Linked DNA regions of Homo sapiens: region 1 is linked to region 2. Evidence: read pairs that join two places in POLR2A ChIA-PET (ENCODE). Cell type or tissue: GM12878. All regions are shown on one strand.

The links. ChIA-PET counts read pairs that join two places held together with the same protein. Peaks named below come from ENCODE experiments on the same cell type or tissue, not always from the same donor. Only the 100,000 strongest peaks of a DNase experiment are listed, where the experiment ranks them.
Region 1: POLR2A ChIA-PET joins it to region 2 with 5 read pairs; 2 of 35 experiments call an interaction of 5 or more read pairs at or near these places.

What each region holds. Positions count from the first base shown.
Region 1 is chr1:235,401,437-235,409,436 of GRCh38, forward strand. TBCE (tubulin folding cofactor E) reads left to right here. Exons shown (of 17, transcript NM_003193.5): 3 at 67-151. Among named protein-coding and RNA genes, the nearest start is that of TBCE, 38 kb to the left of the region's middle. In GM12878, no CTCF peak of the experiment used is centred here; no DNase peak of the experiment used is centred here.
Region 2 is chr1:235,027,199-235,035,198 of GRCh38, forward strand. No RefSeq gene overlaps it. Among named protein-coding and RNA genes, the nearest start is that of LINC01348, 39 kb to the right of the region's middle. In GM12878, no CTCF peak of the experiment used is centred here; a DNase peak (open chromatin) is centred at 7,829; H3K4me3 peaks cover 517 bases; H3K27ac peaks cover 958 bases.

The DNA.
Region 1 (8,000 bases), 370 kb after region 2:
TGCAGAAAACTGGAGCATTGCCTGTATCATCATCTGTTACTCATTTGGTTTTTCTTGTTCTGCTAGGACCCTGGTTAGGAGTAGAATGGGACAATCCCGAGAGAGGAAAGCATGATGGGAGCCACGAAGGGACTGTGTATTTTAAATGCAGGTAACTTTTCATTATGAATCAGCACGGTCATTTAGTCAAGATTATATTTAATACTTGAATAAGGAGGGATGGAGAGGAAGAAATGTTTGGCTCATGGAGTAGTTATATTATGGAATTTGTTGTATTCCAAAAAGGCAGTTATTTTATTTGTGGCTTAATTGCTGCTGTTTGTAGCATTTTTCCCTTTTTTAAAAAAATTCTGACTCTTGACCTTATGCATGGCGTTGCTTTCTTCGTCCTTTTTTTTTTTTTTTTTTTTTTTAACAGTCCTTTAAATTGGATGAATGTAAACCTTTCTGGCTCATTACCAATTTACAATCCAGTAAGTAAATAATAGAAAAGAGAAACAGCCTAGATTTCCAGTAAGAAGGAATTGATTACACAAAATACAGAACATCTGAATAGTGGAATGTTGAGCCACCATTAAATAAATTTCTTATCATAGGAAGAGTTACATGTCACATTGCATTTCTTTGTCTTTTTTTTTTTTTTTTTGAGACGGAGTCTCACTCTGTCGCCCAGCTGGAGTGCAGTGGCACAATCTCAGCTCACTGCAACCTCCACCTCCTAGGTTCAAGCAATTCTCCTGCCTCAGCCTCCTGAGTAGCTGGGATTACAGGTGCCCACGACCACGCCTGGCTAATTTCTGTACTTTTAGTGGAGACGAGGTTTCACCATATTGGCCAGGCTGGTCCCGAACTCCTGACCTTGTGATCCGCCCGCCTCAGCCTCCCAAAATGCTGGGATTACAGGTGTGAGCCACCACGCCCGGCCTGTCACATTGCATTTCTATTATTATTTTTGATCGCCTGATGTCAGAAAAACTGCATGAAGCCCTGAAAAGGGTGCTGGGGAGCCTTCAGGCAGAGCCTGTCTTCTAAATTTTTGTTGTTGTTGTTGATTTTTATTAGTTTTCAATTTCTGAAAACGATCTTTCCCTAGTAAGCTGTTTTTCCTTAAGTATGGTACAGTGAACACAATACTGCCCTGGAAATCAGGGGGCCTCTAGCCTGTTTTTAACAGTCTTTTTTGTTTGTTTGGTTGGTTTATTTGTTTATTTTTTGAGACATTGTCTCGCCTAGACTGGAATGCAGTGGCATGATCATGACTCACTGTCACCCTGAACTCCTGGGCTCAAGTGATCTTCGCGCCTCAGTCTCCTGAGTAGCTGGGACTACAGGCGTGCACCAGCACACCCAGCTAATTTAAAAAAATAAAAATAAAAAAGAGATGAAGTTTTTCTATGCTGCCCAGGCTGGTCTCAAACTCCTGGCCTCAAGCGATCCTCCCACCTCGGCTTCTCAAAGTGCTGGGATTACAGATGTGAGCCACTGCACCAGCCCCACTTTTAACAGTCTTTATGGTCCTGAACAAGACAAGTTTACTAACCTTTAAAATGAAGGTCAGAATTAGGTAACCACACAGCATATCTCCTGGTCCACTATTTCATAATTTTAGAAAGTCAGGGTGTTCTTAAAAGGCCAACTCTACTTGTAGACTTGCCATCTCTGAATTTGTTCAGAGCTGTTCAGGTTATATGGTTAGGGAGAAATATTTTAGCCAGGCCCACAGATTCCTTAGGTACCTGGACCATGACCTTACAAACCCTCCAGTGAAAGGACTTTTTTCTTTTTTTTGAGATGTAGTCTCACTCTGTGGCCAAGGCTGGAGTGCAGTGGCGTGATCTTGGCTCACTGCAACCTCCACCTCCCTGGTTCAAGCAATTCCCCTGCCTCAGCCTCCTGAGTAGCTGGGATCACAGGCGAACGCTACCACGTCTGGCCAATTTTTTTGTATTTTTAGTAGAGACGGGGATTTCACCAGGTTGGCCAGACTGTTCTCGAACTCCTGACCTCAGGCAGTCCACTGGCCTCGGCCTCCCAAAGTGCTGGGATTACAGGTGTGAGCCACCACCCCCTGTGAAAGGACTTTTTATTTGGAACTTACCCCAGCCTACTTCCTTCTTGTAAAAGCTTGCCCAAATTGTCCATACTTTTATGGTCTTTAATGGTCTCTGGATACAGTGATATTTTCAAAGTCTTGGTTGCTCTGAGCAGAAAAATCAAGAATTGCTTCAAGTCCTGGGTGATGCAGGGTTTGTCCTGAAATGCTAATGGGAAGCCTTGGTTCAGGGACATTGAGTCAGTATAGTCATGCATTGCTTAATGAAGGGGATGTGTTCTGAGAAATGCCTGTTAGGTGGTTTCATCATTGTGTGAACATCATAGTATACTTAACAAACCTGCGTGGTGTAGCCTACTGCACACCTAGGCTACTGTATGGCATAGCCTATTGCTTTTAGGCTATAAACCTGTACAGCATGTTACTGTGCTGAATACTGTAGGCAATTGTAACACAATGGTAAGTATTTATCTAAACATAGAAAAGGTACAGTAAAAATAAAAAATTGGCCGGGTGCGTTGGCTCACGCCTGTAATCCCAGCACTTTGGGAGGCCAAGGCAGGCGGATCACGAGGTCAGGAGTTCAAGACCAGCCTGGACAATATGATGAAACCCTATCTCTACTAAAAATATAAAAATTAGCCAGGCGTGGTGGCGGGCGCCTGTAGTCCCAGCTACTCAGGAGGCTGAGGCAGGAGAATTGCTTGAACCTGGGAGGTGGAGGTTGCAGTGAGCTGAGGTCGTGCCACTGCACTCCAGCCTGCGTGACAGAGCAAGACTCCGGCTCAAGAAAAAAAAAAAATTAAGCAGTGTGGGGTGGTACGGGTGGTATGTGCCTGTTAGTACCAGCTACTTGGGTGGCTGAGTCATTAGGATTGTTTAAGCCCAGGAGTTTCAAGACCAGCCTAGGCAACACAATGAGATCTCATCATAAAAAAAAAAAAGATAGAAAATGGTATGCCTGCATAGGGCACTTAGCGTGAATGGACCTTGTAGGACTGGAAGTTGCTCTGGGTAAGTGAGTGAGTGGTGAGTGAATGTGAAGGCTGGGACATTCTTGTACCCTACTGTAGACTTTGGAAACACTGTAGCCTTAGGCTACACTAAACTTAGAAGTTTTTTCTTTCTTTAATAATAAATTAACTTTAGCTTCCTGTAACTTTTTTATGTTATAAACTTTAAATTTTTTTTTTTTTTGGGATGGATTCTTGCTCTGTCACCCAGGCTGGTGTGCAGTGGCATGATCTCAGCTCACTGCACTGCCTGGGTTCCAACGATTCTCTTGCCTTAGCCTCCTGAGTAGCTGAGATTACAGGCATGCGCCACCACACCTGGGTAATTTTTGTATTTTTAGTAGAGATGGGATTTCACCATGTTGGCCAGGCTGGTGTCGAACCCCTGACCTCGTGATCAACCCTCCTCAGCCTCCCAAAGTGCTGGGATTATAGGCGTGAGCCACCATGCCCGGTACTTTTTTTTTTTTTTTTTTTGGAGACAGAGTCTTGCTCCGTCACCCACGCTGGAGTGCAGTGGCACAACCTCGGCTCACTGCAACCTCTGCCTCCCAGGTTCAAGTGATTCTCCTGCCTCAGTCTTCCGAGTAGCTGGGACTACAGGCGCATGTCACCATGCCCAGCTAATTTTTGTATTTTTAGTGGAGACGGGGTTTCGCCATGTTGGCCATTCTGGTCTCGACCTCCTGATCTCAGGTGATCTGCCTGCCTTGGCTTCCCAAATTGCTGAGATTATAGGCATGAGCCACTGCACTGGACCTGAGCCTTCTTCCAGAATACCTCCTGAAGGACCTGCCTGAGGGTAGTTTACAATTAACTTTTTTTTTTTTTTTTTTTAATAAGTAGGAGTTTGCTGGGCACAGCAGCTCATGCCTGTAATCCCAGCACTTTGGGAGGCTGAGGCAGGAGGATCACCTGAAGTCAAGAGTTCGGGACCACCCTGGCCAACATGGTTAAACCCCGTCTCTACTAAAAACAGAAAAATTAGCTGGGCATGGTGGCATGCACCTGTAATCCTAGCTACTGGGAAGGTTGAGGCATGAGAATCACTTGAACCTGGGAGGTGGAGGTTGCAGTGAGCCAAGATCACACCATTGCACTCCAGCTTGGTCAGCAGAGTGAAACTGTGTCTCAAAAAAAAAAGAAAAAATAGAAGGAGTACACTCTAACATAATGATAAAAAGTATAGTATAGTGAACACTTAAACTAGTAACATAGCCATTTATTATCATTATCAAATATTATGTACTATACATAATTGTATGTGCTATACTTTTATGTGACTGGCAGTGTAGTAGGCTTGTTTACACCAGCATCACCACAAACACGAGTATTATGTTGTACTACAGCATTAAGACAGCTACAGCTTCACTAGGAGATAGGATTTTTTCAGCTCCAGTGTGATTATGGGACCACTGTAGCATATGCGGTCCATTGTTGATCTACACGTCATTATGTGGTGCATGACTGTATTTGGATTCTTAGCCTTGGAATAACTGCTTACTTCATTATATCGTCTAGTGTTGTGTTGTCATGCCTAAACATTTACATAATTGAAGTACATATTATCTTATTATAAATAACTTTTTAAAATTTAAATAGGCACTTTGTTGACATTAAAAAATTATATGAGTAGGTAATGTTATCTGTGAATTCCATTTCAGGATATTTATGGGGCAATACAAAAGAGATCATTGGGTCTGAAGTGGTGGAGAACCACTGGTCTGGACTACAGGAATTTAACTGGTCCTTTAGAGTTTGATGATTTCATGTCATGTTTTAGTTTCTCTGATCTCTTTTGTAACCTAAGGTAAATATAGTAATCTCCTGAGCTATTATTACCCATAATTAATATTTGTAACATTAGCAATTAATAGTGGTTTACAGTGTCAAAATAAAAATAAAATGTGCAGATGAATGTCTAAGTGTAACATTTTATTTGGGAAGCAAGAATTGCAGTTCAGGGCATCCGCACAGACTAGATCGTCTTTGGTATATCCAAAGAACAAAGAACAAAGAGAAACGTGGATTTTTTCTTTTAGTTTTTGAGACGGAGTCTCACTCAGTCGCCCAGGCTGGAGTGCAGTTGCACCATCTCGGCTCACTGCAACCTCCGCCTCCCGGGTCCAAGCGATTCTCCTGCCTCAGCCTCCTGAGTAGCTGGGACTACAGGCGCCTGCCACTACACCTGGCTAATTTTTGTATTTTTAGTAGAGATGGGGTTTCACCATATTGGCCAGACTGGTCTCGAACTCCTGAACTTTTGATCTGCCCACCTCGGCCTCCCAAAGTGCTGGGATTACAGGCATAAGCCACTGCTCCTGGGCTTTTTTTTTTTTTTTTTTTTTTGAGACGGAGTTTCGCTCTTGTTGCCCAGGCTGGAGTGCAATGGCGTGATCTCGCCTCACTGCACCCTCCTTCTCCCAGGTTCAAGGGATTCTCCTGTCTCAGCCTTTTGAGTAGCTGGTATTATAGGAAAGTGCCACCACGCCTGGCTAATTTTGTATTTTTAGACAGGATTTCTCCATGTTGGTCAGGCTGGTCTCGAACTCCCGACCTCAGGTGTTCTGCCTGCCTTGGCCTCCCAAAGTGCTGGGATTATAGGCGTGAACCACTGCACCTGGCCCCCGCCTTTTTTTTTTTTTTTTGGACGCAGGGTCTTGCTCTGTCACCCAGGTAGTAGTACAGTGGCACAATCATGGCTCGTTGCAGCCTCAACCTCCTATGCTCAAGCAGTTCTCCCACCTCATTTTTTGATTTTTTTGTAGAGATGGAGACTCCCTATTTTGCCCTGGCTGGTCTCAAACTCCTGGGCTTGAGTGATCCTCTTACCTCGGCCTCCCAAAGTGCTGGGATTACAGGTGTTACCCGCCGTGTCCTGTCTAGTACATTTTATAAAAAGGAGAAATGTTACATATTGTTCTGAAAGAAAGTTCATTGGCACTAGTCAAGTTTTGGAGAGCTGGCTAGCAAGCTCTGATTGGTGAGTGACAGTGGTGGGTAAGATTAGTCTTAGAGTCACGGCAGATTGTTTTAGTAGCTATTAAATAAAACTGGCTTCAGGTTACAACAGGCAGTCTCAGCAGCTGGGCTTGTAATAAACTGAATTCTTGGAGCAGGTGTTGTGTGCCCCGAGCACTTTTTCCCCTTGGTCCCTTGACTCTGATTTAGTTGGGTATGACAAGAATGACCCAGTTTCTGTAATCAACTTTCCCAAGATTTATCCAAGATTTATGGCCGTGCGCCAGTCACCCGTGTCCTTCCTAGGTACTCCTGCTCTCTACTTCTTGTTGAAGGGGTAGTTGAGGGGTTCAAATATGGTAAGTAACCTTGAAGTCCTCTTTACCTTGTCCGTAGACAGCAGAGTGGTTTTCAGTTTTTTTTTTCTTTCAACCTAAACCCCAGAGTATGCTCTGAACAGAGCTGTGTGTGTCAGTATTCTGCCCACTCACCTTTTATTTCAGTGCTTCTGTTTCCAAGCAATGGTAGAAGTTCTCTTTTCTGGTGAGAAATAAATCTTAAAATCTGACTTTTCTTCAACACTAGGGAGCAGAATCTAACTTTAATACTTAGCATCAGAGAGGTCGTGCTGTTCCAGCCTGTGTCTGTGGTAATGGACATCTTAGGAAATGGATGGTTGACAATTTAAGAAACAAAGCCCTAGCAATAAAGGATAAGTGTTTGAAAGAAAGGATAAATGTTTGAAGTGATAGATACCCCATTCACCCTGATGTGATTGTTACACGTGTGCCTGTATCAAAATATTGTATGTACCCACAAAAATTAAAAATTAAACTAAAAAAAGAAAGCCCTTGATTTATTCATCTTTTGTGTGTCATAAGCCAGTTGTAAAGTGTTTTGAGGATCTTGGCTGAGCATTAATGGATTGGTATAAAATATTCTCTTGGTGTGGTGTAAAGTGTTGGAAGATTTTTTTTTTTTTTTAATCAGGAAATGTAATGATAGTATGTGGGCAAGGCGCATCTCTGTTCAAAAAGGTGGTAGCTCTGCTTCATTTTTGGAAGGTTTTCTTGAATCAGAGCAAAATCATAATTGTGTCAACGCAAAAGCAGTTGAGATGAATATTAAATTCAGCTGATTAGAGAAGCAAACAAAAAGAGCAGTCTACAGCAAGGTGCTTATCTACTGTACTGCTTTACTCACAGGAAAACAACCTCTCTGGGTCAGCTCTTTAGATGTTACAGCGCTGAACACTGCACGAAAGCTGAGTTCTCCTCTCCTGATGAACAGCTAGTTATGCAACCTTGCTGAACACTAAACATTCCTGAAACAAACAGGGTATCAAGATCAACAGTATTTATTAGAAACTCCCCAGAGACCTGGCCTTTTCCAGTAGCTTGTATCCAAAGCTCCAACAAGAAAGAAGCTTACTGTGGAAGTCTGGGAGTCTGTTGGGGACCCTTTACCTTTGTGTAGTGTTGCCAGATTCAGCAAACAAAAATACCAAATGCATAGTGAACTTTGGATTTCAGATAAACAGCCAATCTTTTTTTTTTTTTTTTTTAGTATAAGTATGAGACATGCATGGGGGCATACTTACTTAAAAATGATTTGCTGTTTATCTGAAATACAAGCTTAACTGAGCATCTTCGATTCTATGTGGCAGTCCTGATGGGGACATAGGACAGAATGAATCTTGATAACTGGGTTTTATGAGCACATGCTGTTTCCACAAGGGCCATGGGTCAGGATGATGATTTTACCAGCAGCATGTGTAATTGGTAGGCAGAAGGAGGAAGGAACCTGAACAGGCCAAATGCTTCCAAGAGAAACGTTTTTGGACACCCCTCCCTGTATTCTCCTCCTCACCAACATTTTTCTCTTTAGACATGGTTTGGAATTTCAGTGTTTGGATACAGTTTCTTAATATATTAATGTAGAATCTCAGTGGAGTCTATGTAAATTATTACAGT
Region 2 (8,000 bases):
CCCCACTGGTGGTGCTGGGGATCAAATTTCAACATGAGATTTGGAGAAAACAAACATCCAAGCACGGCATCTGTCTACCTAGGTCCTCGTCTGCCCCTTCAACTCCGCACGAGTCTTGTCCACTCTACCCACAGGATGTCTCTTGCATCTGTCCACTCCCCTCCACATGGACTCCTAGACTAAGCTAGCACGGCCAGTCTCAATGAAAACACAGCAATAGCCTCCTTCCCCCAAGGACTCTCCTCCCACATTGAAGCCAGAGTGATCCTATGAACATAAATCCCACAGGGCACCCACAGACCTCTCCTGTCTCACCATGGGCCTCTCTCACCCACTGTATTAGGCCATTCTTACATTGTCATAAAGAAATACTTGAGACTGGATAATTTATGAAGAAAAGAGGTTTAATTGGCTCATGGTTCTGCAGGCTGTACAGGAAGCATGGTGCTGGCATCTGCTTGGCTTCTAGGGAGGCCTCAGGAAGCTTCCAATCATGGCGGAAGGCAAAGCAGGAGCAGGCACGTCACATGGCGAAAGCAGGAGCAAGCGAGAGAGAGAGTGTGTGGGGAGGGGCCACACCCTTTTAAGCGACCAAATCTCATGTGAACTGAGAGCGGAGCTCACTTATTACCAAGGGGACAGCCCAGGCCATTCATGAGGGATCCACTCACCCCCATGATCCAATCACCCGCCACCAAGCCCCACCTCTAACATTGGGGTTACACATGCGATCTCGGTGGGGCCACATATCCAAACCATATCACCCACCTTCTGCCCTGCAGCCTCCGTGGCCCTCCTCTGCTTCCTCAAGTCATCCTTGCCCCCTGCAACCTCAAGGCCGTGGCACACACTGGGCTATCCCCCCACCAGCAGCTCTGCCCCTTGGAGCCCCCACGAGACTAGCATGTGGAGGGTGAGCTGGTTGGGTAGCGGAGGGGGTTCCTGCAGGAGTGTTAGCATCTCCACACAAGCCTTGACAGCCCTGCTCTTCTCCTCGATGGCCCCCACAGTGGGTCTCATCCTAATGGCACACCCAGAGATTCTGCCGTGATGGTTCTGGGTGTAGCCTGAACCACAGAGTTTTTCAAAGCTCCCCAGGCGAGGCTAATGGTCAGCCAAGGTTGAGAATCACTGCCCTGAACATAGCATGAGGATGATAGGCGGGTCGTTTCTTACTGAAAGGCCCCTATGTGCCAATCACTGAGTTACACACTCTGTGGCTGGCTTCACTGAAGTCTCACCAAAGCTACAGGAGCTGAGGATGATGATCTCCATTTGCAGGTGAGGAAAACCAGGCTCAGAGAGGGGAAGGAACTCGCCAAGGTCACGTAGCTCAAGGCAGCAGAGCCGAGCATGAGCCCAGGGGTGGCTGCCTCCAAAGCCTGCATTCCTAACCATTCTAAACCCTGTGCCCTCCATGGGTTTCAGTAAGGTGCACAGAGAATGCCAAACTTCACAGTCCTCTGAGATATAAAATGTAGATGTGCCACCATGGAGGAGCCAACGAGAAAGAGTCCAAAATATGGAAACACATGTTTTGTTCCTGATGTCAGACCCTGTAAATACCACAAATAACACATCAGCATGTCCTCCCATCACTGTCAACAAACTATAAAACACCCTTTAAACAGCCCAGAGTCATGACTGTACAGAAATCAAATCCAGCAATTCAATTTTCCGAGGAATGTTTTTTTGTTTTTTGAGACGGAGTCTCACTCTGTCTCGCCCAGGCTGGAGTGCACTTGGCTCACTGCAGCCTCCACCTCCCAGGTCCAAGCGATTCTCCTGCCTCAGCCTCCTGAGTAGCTGGGACTACAAGTGTGCACCACCACGCTCAGCTAATTTTGTATTTTTAGTAGAGACGGGGTTTCACCATGTTGGCCAGGTTGGTCTCGAACTCCTGACCTCAGGTGATCTACCTGCCTTAGCCTCCCAAAGTACTGGGATTACAGGCATGAGCCACCGCGCCTGGCCCCAAGGAATGCTTTGCTTAACTGACTCCCTCCACTTGCTTTGTAAGAAACTCTAGTTCAAGTTCATGTGCAGAAGCTCCTTGAAACCTGTGAAAGGAGGTGCTGGGCATCAGGTGAGGAACACCTGGTACTCGTCTCCTCGTCAGCCTCTGTGGCTTCCACTAGGCATTTGTTATGAATTTTCTTTTTCATTGAGTCCTCACCAGTAATCCATGATCTGATCCAATATAAAAAGACTTTCAATTATTTAGATAATAACATCTTACATTTATATAGTGCTTTACCATTTTCAAAGTACTTTCGCATATCTTATTTCATTTGCATATCAGGCATTCAGTGTTGGCTACATTTGTATAGATAAATACAAGTGATGAATAGGCAAAGTCTAAAAAAATACTGTATTTCATTATCATCTCCAAATGTTGTTTCAAATAAGACAAATTAAATAAATATATTAAAATGAGAAGCCTCTTAAGGAAAGCATCACATATTTATAAAGTTACCTTTTCCAAGACTAGCAAAGTAATGAGCATGATGAGGAACTCAAAGCATGTTTCTAGAGACTTCCGTTTCCAGCAATATGGTAGACTGCTAAGCTGACACATCCAATTGCTGAAAACAACCCAAAATATTGAACAAACTACTTTTTAAATAATAATAATTTGTTGAAGACAACCAAGAAACTAAGGAATACTTGGAGGGCAATACTAAGTAAAGTCAAGAATGTGAAGAGATTTAAGTAAAATTAATTACCTAGCGAGCACCAAAATCAACGTTTACCTTGAGGACATTGGTCAAGCTCAGTAATCTGAGAAGTGCAGGAAACAGGAGATAAGATGGAGAGTCTAATAAGAAACACCTAGAGCTTCCTGTAACGCTAGCGTACTCTTTTTTTTTTTTTTTTTTTTTTTTTTTTTTGACACAGAGTTTCGCTCTTGTTGCCCAGGCTGAAGTACAATGGCGCGATCTTGGCTCACTGCAACCTCCGCCTCCCAGGTTCAAGCGATTCTCCTGTTTCAGCCTCCCAAGTGGCTGGGGTTACAGGCACCCACCACCACGCCTGGCTAATTTTTGTATTTTTAGTAGAGACCAGGTTTCACCATGTTGGTCAGGCTGTTCTCCAACTCCTGTCCTCAGGCAATCCACCCGCCTCGGCCTCCCAAAGTGCTGGAATTACAGGCTTGAGCCACCGCACCTGGCCAACGCTAGCTCACTCTTAGTGGAAAGGTGAACTAGACCAGGGATTGCAGAGAAGATTGCTGTCTTGAGGCTTGGCATAGCATAAAAGGGAAAAACCTACCCTGAGAATCTGTAACCTCAAGCCAGCCCACATGTGAGTCTGCTGTTCTTATCTGCTTTAGTGGCCCTAAATAACTCAAGCTGGAAATTTGGTGGTCCTCAAAACCCGCAACTGAGAGTTTTGTTTACAAAGACCTACTCTAAAATTCCAGCTCTGGGGAAGATGGAGTAACCACATTCCATCCTGTCTCCCCCACCAAATGCCAGAACACAATGCACAGAGAAGCTGAGGACTCTAAAAAGTAAATAGCCGGGCGCGGTGGCTCACGCCTGTAATCCCAGCACTTTGGGAGGCCAGACAGGCGGATCACCTGAGGTCAGGAGTTTGAGACCAGCCTAGCCAACATGGAAATACCCTGTCTCTTTGTAAAAATACAAAAATTAGCCAGGTATGGTGGCACACGCCCATAATCCCAGCTACTTGGGAGGCTGAGGCAGGAGAATCGCTTGAACCTGGGAGGCAGAGGTTGCGGTGAGCCAAGATAGTGCCATCGCACTCCAGCCTGGGCAACAGAGACTCCGTCTCAAAAAAATAAAAAGTAAATAACCTGCCAGGAGCTGTGGCTCACACCTGTAATCCCAGTACTTTGAGAAGCCCAGGTGGGCAGATTGCTCAAGCTCAAGAGGTCAAGACGGGGATGAAAACCCATCTCTACAAAATACAAAAACAAATAGCCGGACATGGTGGTGCATGCCTGTGGTCCAAGCTACTTGGGAGGCTGAGATGGGAGAATTGCTTGAGCCCAGGGAGGTCAAGGCTGCAGTGAGCCATGATCATGCCACTGTACTCCAGCCTGGGTGACAGAGCGACAAGACCTTGTCTCAAAAAAAAAAAAAAAAAAAAAGTAAATAGCAGCAGGCAGAAAAAATCAGAAGACAAGAATTCAGATTACTGCTGAGCTGGCAGGAAGTTGACCATTTTCCCCTCTTCAGTCCTCCTGCTGCTTGGCCCCAGCCATGGTACACTGGTAGAAGATGCATCACAGATAAGGGGAATGAAAGCCCAGATTTCTGGCAAGAGGACTAGAAAGATGAGCCCCAGCATATAAGAAAGCCCTGAACAAGTGGCTGGGCATGGTGGCTCATGCCTGTAATCTTAGCACTTTGAGAGGCCGAGGCAGGTGGATTGCCTGGGCTCAGGAGTTCGAGACCAGCCTGGGCAACATGGTGAAAGAAATCATGAAGAAGAAGGGGCTTGGCAAAGTGACACCATAAAGTTATATATAAACTCCCAAATTTAGCAAACAGTATAAATTTAGAGATAAATTCAAAGAAATTTATCTTTGAATTTCTTTGAATTTAGGATAAATTCAAAGAAATCAATGCCAAGATACATCATAAGCAAACCTCTGAAAACAAAGAAAACATCTCTAAAACAATCAGAGAAAAGTGCCACAATGCAGGGTGCGGTGGCTCACGCCTGTAATCCCCGCACTTTGGGAGGCATAGGCGGGTGGATCACGAGATCAAGAGTTCAAAGCCAGCCTGGCCAACATGGTGAAACCCCGTCTCTCCCAAAAATACAAAAATTAGCCAAGCGTGGTGGTGCAGACCTGTAATCCCAGCTACTCAGGAGGCTAAGGCAGGAGAATTACTTGAACCGGGGAGGCAGAGGTTGCAGTGAGCCGAGATCATGCCATTGTACTCCAGTCTAGGTGACAGAGCAAGACTCCGTCTCAAAAAAAAAAAAAAAAAAAAAAAGAAAAAGAAAAATGCCACAATGCCCATAGAGAAAGAAAAATTGAAATGACTATGGATTTCTCATCAGAAACTATGGAGGCCAAAAGGAAGTGGCACATTTTTTTTAATGCTGAAAAAACAGACCTGTCAACCCACAATTTTGCAGCCAGCAAAAATATTGTTCAGAAAGGAAGATGAAATAAAGACATTCTCAATGGAAGGAAAACTAACATTCACTGCCAGCAGATCTCTCTAAAAAAATTGCTAGGGCCGGGCGCAGTGGCTCCCGCCTGTAATCCCAATACTTTGGGAGGCCAAGGTGGGTGGATCACCTGAGGTCAGGAGTTCAAGACCAGCCTGACCACATGGTGAAACCCTGTCTCTACTAAAAATACAAAAATTAGCCAGACATGGTGGCATGCACCTGTAATCCCAGCTACTGGGGAGGCTGAGGCAGGAGAATCACTTGAACCCGGAAGGCAGAGTTTGCAGTGAACCGAGATCATGCCATTGTACTCCAGCCTGGGTGACAGAGCAAGACTCAGTCTCAAAAAAAAAAAAGCATTCCTAGATAAAGTTCTTCAGAAAGAAGAAAAACGGTATTTGGAAGGAAACTGGAAACATCAGAAATGAAAGAAACAGACATGGTAAATATCTAAATGAATACATTATTCTCCTGTTGAGCTTCTTAAAACATGTTGGTGACTGAAAGCAAAAATTGTAATATTTTCTAATGAGCTTTCATATATATATACACACACATATATGTAACATATAAGAGAAGTATAACAGAAAGAGGGAGAATAAAGGGACCTGTATGGTAGAGGGGAGGAGATAATAAAGATAGATGCATAAATTACTGAAACAGGTAGGGTGCAGTGGCTCACGCCTGTTATCCCAGCACTTGGGGAGTCCATGGCAGGTGGATTGCTTGAGGCCAGATGTTCGAGACCAGTCTGACCAACATGGCAAAACTCCATGTCTAATAAAAATACAAAAATTAGCCAGGCATGGTGGTGGGCTCCTGTCATCTCCTGTCATCTCAGGAAGCTGAAACATAAGAATTGCTTGAACCCAGGAAGCAGAGTTTGCAGTCAGCTGAGATCACACCACTGCCCTCCAGCATGGACAACAGAGTGAGATTCCATCTCAAAATAATAATAATAATATTAATTAATTAATTAATTAATGAAACAAAAAGCAAGCAAATAAAGAGAAAAAAGTTATTAAAATTATTTTTAACCTCTGAAGAGGGTAATTTAAAAACACCTCTAAAAAGAATAATGAAGAAAAAATATGAAAATTCACAATAAATAATAACACAAAAAGGAACTGATACCTATAAATACAGCAGAGATTAGACGGATAAGAGAGTACTTCAACAGCTTTGTGCTAATAACATTGAAAATGTATACATTCTTAGAAAAATTGGTTTTTAAAACTGATTACAAAATAAAAAGAAATATGGATTAGGCCAGTAGTCTAAATTTTCTAGTAAAGAGAACACTAGGCCAAAACAGTTTACAGGAGAATCCTAATAAACTTAAGGAACAAAGAAATATTTTTAAAAATGTACCAAGAAATAGAAAATGAGGAACAACTCAACAACTCCACGGTTATGAGGCCAGTGTGATTTTGACAACAAAACCTAAACAAGAAAAATTTGAGAATTTAAAATTCTAAGCCCATTTAATTCATGAATAAATATGCAAAAACTCCCAAGCAAATATTAGCAAACCAAATCCAACCACATATTTTTTTTTCTTGCGATAGCATATTTTTTAAAAAATAAAACAACCGGGCACGGTGGCTCACACCTGTAATCCCAGCACTTTAGGAGGCCAAAGCGGGCGGATCACCTGAGGTCAAGAGTTCGAGACCAACCTAGCCAACACGGTGAAACCCCCATCTCTACTAAAAATACAAAAATCAGTTGGGCATGGTGGCAGGCAACTGTAGTCCTAGCTACTCGAGACGCTGAGGCAGGAGAATCACTTGAACCTGAGAGGAGGAGGTTGCGATGAGCCGAGATCACGCCACTGCACTCCAACCTGGGTGACAGAGTGAGACTTTGTCTCAAAAAAAAATAAAAAATAAATAAAAGCAAAACACAACACAACAAAGTTGAGTTTATCTCAGGAATTCAAGACTGATTTTATATTTTAAAATCCACTGATATTAAATGTTAAAGGAGAAAAATCTTATTATCCTCTCCATAGATGCAGAAAAAGCATTTTATAAAATTCCACACCCATTTATGATTTTTAAAAAGTTTCCTAACTATTAACAAATCAGAAGTAAAAGGAAATTTCCTTAATCTCTCTCTCTTTTTTTTTTTTTTTTTTTTTTTTTTTGAGATGGAGTCTGGCTCTGTCGCCCAGGCTGAAATACAGTGGCACAATCTCAACTCACTGCAACCTCCACCTTCCTGGTTCAAGGGATTCTTGTACCTCAGCCTCCCGAGTAGCTGGGATTACAGACTTGTACCACCATGTCCGGCTAATTTTTGTATTTTTAGTAGAGATGGGGTTTTGCTGTGTTGGCCAGGCTGGTCTCAAACTCCTGGTCTCAAATGATCCGACTGTCTCGGCCTCCCGAAGTGCTGGGATTACAGGCATGAGCCACTGTGCCCAGCCGAAAAATTCCTTAATCTGATTAAAAAGACATCTATTTAAAACTTCTCAATTGTTTGGTTTCCCGTCTGGCATTTAAGGAGCTTGGAAGTCATCACCCCATCCTAACAACAAGTGAAAAGCTGAACAGACTGAAAAATCAACAACTCTTCTGAAGTCCATCAGAGAAGTGAGGTCACATGGCAAATCACTGTCCCCAGAGTTGAAGAGACAGATATGCAAATACAGAGAATCACAACCTACCAAACCAGAAACCCATGAGCAGAAACTTCCACAGAAACCAGTACCACAGCAGAGAAATCTAAGCTACAATCGACCGATTTCTGGGAGCTCTGTGTGGACTAGCCTAAGAGTTCAAAACTCCAAGGGGACCCAGTCATAGAGGAGGACCCACACTTTTATGACTTTGACCTCC